Regions from separate parts of the Homo sapiens genome. Here region 1 is linked to region 2. Evidence: chromatin loops called from intact Hi-C (ENCODE). Cell type or tissue: ovary. All regions are shown on one strand. Each heading gives the region's core, and the rest is flanking DNA. Links, peaks and the distances in the headings are about the cores only.

Region 1 (2,921 bases), core at 144-2,643, 52 kb after region 2:
TTAATGTCTTTATGTATTTGTTTAATAAGCTGATGTTCTTTAATGTACACACAAAAGGTAAAGTCATAAGTGTTTTAGAAGATAACTCAGAAGACTAACATGGAAAAGACTGATGTAGGAAATATTCCATAAAGAGGTCACAAATGCTTGAAAAGTAAAAATGAACAACATTAAATGTAAGAAATCTTTGAAAGATATTATTAAGAAAGTGAAAAAATCTTAGACAAGCCGCAGCATGGAAGATGCTCACAAAACAATCTCTGATAGCTTTGTATTTGGCATACATGGAGAACTTCATTACATCAATAACAACAAATGTAAGGGGAAAATCCATGAATGTGGAGAAGTTCTGTTTAAAGAAAAATAATTAATGACTTGAGATTACATGAATGTACGTAGGAGTATCAGTAACTTAGGGTGTTATCAATGAAATAATTTTAAAACCTGTGAAGTACTGAAAGAGTGAACATCAGCTGTACTAATGAAAAAAAAGGAGCCCTGCCTTTAATTAGCCTGAGAGAACAGACACAGATAAAACACAATTAATAAAGAAAAAAATTTCTCCCAATATGGTGCATTAGTTGTAAAATACCATGGGAATTCCTTCTTTGAGTGATAACTTCTTTCATACCAATGATGTCCCAGAGCCACTTTGCTATTTTTGTACATTGCTAGAAAAACCCAGCAGGTAAATTGTCTACACCTCATAACATCACCCAATTTTTAATAATTACCCTCTTCTAATTCTGCCTTGGAAAGAGAATTCAGTCTAGTCTGTTTCTCTTAGACTCTGTTTGGACTTTATCAGCACAAGCCCATATACCTTATGAAAGACACTTCTCTCCCACTCTTGTGAGGCAGCAATCTATAGTTCCACAAAGTACCTACCTTAGTTACATCAAATAAATAAATCTGACCCTGTCAAAGTAAGTCTTATGTCTAGTGTTCTTTGGCTGATTAGGCTTTAGAAATATGGTAGAATACAAACATGATGCCTCTTAAAGAGGTAAGAAAAAAATTTGCTTTAATACTGAGGAAAAGTGAAAATCACCTGGTGACCATTGAACGAACTCCGGACACAAAAACCCCTTATCTGAGAAATTTAGAAGGGAGCAAAGAACACCAGCAAACAGGCCATCCAAATGCTAAACTCCTCATCTGGAAATTTTAGAAGTAATTAAACTTCCCCAGTATCTCAAGTGGGCATCTGATTCCAGGCCTTTTTTTTTTTTTTTTTTTTTTTTTTAAGACTGAGTTTCACTCTTGCTGTCCAGGCTGGAGTACAATGGCATGATCTTGGCTCACAGCAACTTCTGCCTCCTGGGTTTAAGTGATTCCCCTGCCTCAGCCTCCTGAGTAGCTGGGATTACAGGCATGCACCACCACACCCAGCTAATTTTGTATTTTTAATAGTGACGGTGTTTCTCCATGTTGGTCAGGCTGGTCTCGAACTCCCAACTTCAGGTGATCTGCCTGCCTTGGCCTCACAAAATGCTGGGATTACAGGCGTGAGCAACGGCGCCCGGCTCCAGGCCTCTTTCAACTTTTATAAGTAGCTAAAATTTATATACATCTCTGGAATGCCATGCCAAAACTCATTTTACAACCCTAACCTCCTGCCTGAAAATTCATAAATGTTCGTAAGGAAAATCCACCACCATACCTTAATCCTCCGGCTGAGGTTCCCCGAACCCTCGTGCAGTGTTCTTCCTTTCTAAAAAACTTTCCTTTTTTCAAGCCTATAATGTTGTCAGTAAACTCTTTTTACCAATCCGCGTATGGATCACTTACTAGTTAGACATTATAGATAAAGTTTGAAATAAAAATAGTAATGATGCTGGAAAGGGGTCCCGATCCAGACCCCAAGAACGGGTTCTTGAATCTCACACAAGAAAGAATTCAGGGCAGGTCCGTAAAGTGAAAACAAGTTTATTTAAAAAGTAAGGGAATAAAGAATGACTACTCCATAGGGCTGCTGCTTGCCCATTTCTATGGTTATTTCTTGATGATATGCTAAACATGGGGTGGATTCTTCATACCTCACCTTTTAGACCATACAGGGTAACTTTCTGACGTTGCCATGCCATTTGTAAACTGTCATGGCTCTGGCAGGAGTGTAGTGGTGAGGATGACCAGAGGTCACTCTTGTTGCCACCCTTTTGGTGGATTTTAGCCGGCTTCTTTATTGCAGCCTGTTTTGTCAGCAAGGTCTTTATGATCTGTGTCTTATACTAACCTCGTGTCTCATCCTGTGACTTAGAATGCCGAGCTGTCTAGGAATGCAGCCCAGCAGATCTAGCCTTGTTTTCCCAGTCCCTATTCAAGATGATGTTGCTCTGGTTCAACTGCCTCTGACAGCAATGTCTATCTAAAGAATCAGGTGAAATTGAGCACATAATATCGAAATATCAGTTTTAAAATAATAGCAAATACCAAGAATAATAATAGAACACACTAACTAGTAAATTTAAAAATTATTTTGTTTACAGTTAAATGACTACTCAAGTGACCTATGCTTTTTAAATATATATATACATATTTTTATTTTATAAACATCTAAAAACCAGCATATGCATATTATCTCCTTGTCAGACCTCTGAGCCGAAGCTCAGCCATTGTAACCCCTGTGACCTGCATATATACGTCCAGTTGGCCTGCAGGAGCCAAGATGGACTGCAGGAGCCAAGAAGTCTGGAGCCATCGAAAAACCACAAAGAAATGAAACAGCCAGTTCCTGCTTTAACTAATTAACCCACCTTAGGGCATTCTACCATTATGACTTGTTCCTGCCCTGCCCCAACTGATCAATCGACCCTGTGACATTCTTCTCCTGGACAATGACTCCCATCATCGCTCCACCATGCACCTTGTGACCCCCTCCCCTGCTAACAATAGATAACCACCTTTAACTGTAACTTTCC
Region 2 (2,921 bases), core at 217-2,716:
ATTATCCAACAAGTCATTGTAACATTCTTTTAATATCTTTTTAACAACTCATTTTTATTTACAGGGTCTTTTTAAATGTTCTCTAAGTTATCTTCTACCAAAAGGGATCTGATTAAAGATATTCACTGTTTCTTCACAAATCAATTGTTTGAATACTGTGATCTTAGCCCATGTCTCTCTACCATTCTGTTGTACATGTTATTCTCTCTAAAATCTGAAATGATTTTGTTTTTAACTTGGTCATGTAAAACATGAATTTCCATTTAAGATTCAGAATAAGTATCATTGCTTTGATCCTTTTCTGATACTCCAAAGAAGGAAATTTTTCATGTCTGGTTTTATATTTATTCATCATACTGGTGAATTTTCAATTATGGCACATTATTTTGATCAAGGATACGTGATTGATGATTGATTAGTGATTGGTAACTTGCTTGCTCTCCAACTCAATTGAGTGTGATATGGTTTGGCTGTGTCCCCACCCAAATCTCATCTTGAATTCCCACATGTTATGGGAGTGACCCGGTGGAAGGTAATTGAATCATGTTGGCACAAGTTTCCTGTGCTGTTCTCATGATAGCAAATAAGTCTCATGAGATCTAATGGTTTTAAAATGGGAGTTTCTCTGCACAAGCTCTCTTCTCTTGTCTGCTGCCATGTGAGATATGCCTTTCACCTTCTGCCATGATTGTAAAGCCTCCCCAGCCACGTGAAACTGTAAGTCAATTAAACCTCTTTCTTTTGTAAATTGCTCAGTTTCGTATATGTCTTTATCAGCAGCATGAAAATGGACTAATTGGTACCAGGAGAGTGGGGTACTGCTGAAAAGATACCCAAAAATGTGGAAGCAACTTTGGAACTGGGTAACAGGCAGCGGTTAGAACAGTTTGGAGGGCTCTGAAGACAGCAGGAAAAAGCAAGAAAGTTTGGAACTCCTAAGAGACTTGTTGAATGGCTTTGACCAAAATGCTGATAGTGATATGGAAAATGAAATTTAGGCTGAGGTGGTGTCAGATGGAGATGAGGGACTTTTTGGCGACTAGCGCAAATGTGACTCTTGTTATGTTTTAGCAAAGAGGCTGGCAGCCTATTGCCCATGCCCTAGAGATTTGTGGAACTTTGAACTTGAGAGATGATTTAGGGCATCTGGTGGAAGAAATTTCTAAGCAGCAAAGAATTCAAGAGGTGACTTGGGTGCTGTTAAAGGCATTTAGCTTTTTTTTTTTTTTTTTTTAGAGACAGAGTCTCGCTCTGTCACCCAGGCTGGAGTGCAGTGGCGCAATCTCGGCTCACTGCAAGCTCAGCCTCCCATGTTCACACCATTCTCCTGCCTCAGCCTCCTGAGCAGCTGGGACTACAGGTGCCTACCACCACGCCTGGGCACGGTGGCTCACGCCTGTAATCCCAGTACTTTGGGAGACCAAGACAGGCGGATCACAAGGTCAGGAGATCGAGACCATCCTGGCTAACACAGTGAAACCCCGTCTTTACCAAAAATTCAAAAAGGCATTTAGTTTTATAAGTGAAGCAGAGCATAAAAGTTTGGAAAATTTATGGCCTAACACTGCAATAAAAAAGAAAATCCCATTTTCTGAGAAGAAATTCAAGCTGGCTGCAGAAATTTGCATAAGTAATGAGAAGCCTAATGTTAATCACCAAGACAATGGGGAAAATGTCTCAAGGGCATGTCAGAGACCTTGGAGGCAGCCCCTCCCATCACAATTCCAGGGATCTAGGAGAAAAAAGTGGTTTCATATGCCAAGACTAGGGTTCCTGTTCTGTGTGCAGCCTAGCGACTTCGTGTCTTGTGTCCCAGGCACTCCAGCCATGGCTGAAAGGGGCCAAAGTCGTGCCGGGGCCGTAGCTTCAGAGGGTGCAAGCCTCAAGCCTTGGCAGCTTCCACATGATGTTGAGCCTGTAAGTGCACAGAAGTCAAGAATTGGGGTTTGGGTACCTCCACCTGGATTTCAGGAGATGTATGGAAATGTCTGGATGCCCAAGCAGAAATTTGCTGTAGGGCTGGGGTCCTCAAGGAGAACCTCTGCTAGGGCATACAGAAGGGAAATGTGGGATGGGAGCCCCCACACAGAGTCTCTACTGGGGCACTGCCTAGTGGAGCTGTGAGAAGAGGGCCACTGTCCTCCATACCCCAGAATGAGAGACCCACTGACAGCTTGCACCGTGCATCTAAGAAAAGCCACAGACACTCAACATTAGCCCATGAAAGCAGCCAGGAGGGAGGCTGTACCCACAAAGCCACAGGGGCAGAGCTGCCCAAGACCAAAGGAATCCACCTCTGGCATCAGCATGACCTGGATATGAGGCATGGGGTCAAAGGAGATCATTTTGTTGCTTTAAGATTTGACTGCCCTGCTGGATTTCAGACTTGCATGGGGCCTGCAGCCCCTTTGTTTTGGCCAATTTCTCCCATTTGTAATGGCTGTATTTACCCAATGCCTATACCCCCACTGTATCTAGGAAATAAGTAACTTGCTTTAGATTTTACAGGCCCATAGGCAGAAGGGGCTTGCCTTGTCTTGGATGAGACTTCGGGTTGTGGACTTTTGAGTTAATACTGAAATGAGTTAAGACTTTGGGGGACTGTTGGGAAGGTATGATTGGTTTTGAAATGTGAAGACATGAGATTTCAGAGGGGCCAGCAGTGGAATAATATGGTTTTGTTGTGTCTCCACCCAAATCTCATCTTGAATTCTCATGTGTTGTGGGAGGGACCTGGTGGGAGGTAACTGAATCATGGGAGCAGGTCTCTCCCATTCTGTTCTCATGATAGCAGATACGTCTCACTAGATCTGATGGTTTAAAAAAGGGGGTTTCTCTGCACAAGTTTTCTTCACTTTTCTGCCGCCATGTGAGATGTGCCTTTCACCTTCAGCCATTATTCTGAGGCCTCTCCAACCACT

What was found. Peaks named below come from ENCODE experiments on the same cell type or tissue, not always from the same donor. Only the 100,000 strongest peaks of a DNase experiment are listed, where the experiment ranks them.
Region 1: a loop joins it to region 2, with 6 times the contacts of the local background. A loop is called at or near these places in 36 of 110 quality-filtered maps.

Annotation. Positions count from the first base shown.
Region 1 is chr4:34,773,511-34,776,431 of GRCh38, reverse strand. No RefSeq gene overlaps it. Among named protein-coding and RNA genes, the nearest start is that of LINC02484, 510 kb to the right of the region's middle. In ovary, for the core only: no CTCF peak of the experiment used is centred there; a DNase peak (open chromatin) is centred at 1,508.
Region 2 is chr4:34,825,774-34,828,694 of GRCh38, reverse strand. No RefSeq gene overlaps it. Among named protein-coding and RNA genes, the nearest start is that of LINC02484, 560 kb to the right of the region's middle. In ovary, for the core only: no CTCF peak of the experiment used is centred there; no DNase peak of the experiment used is centred there.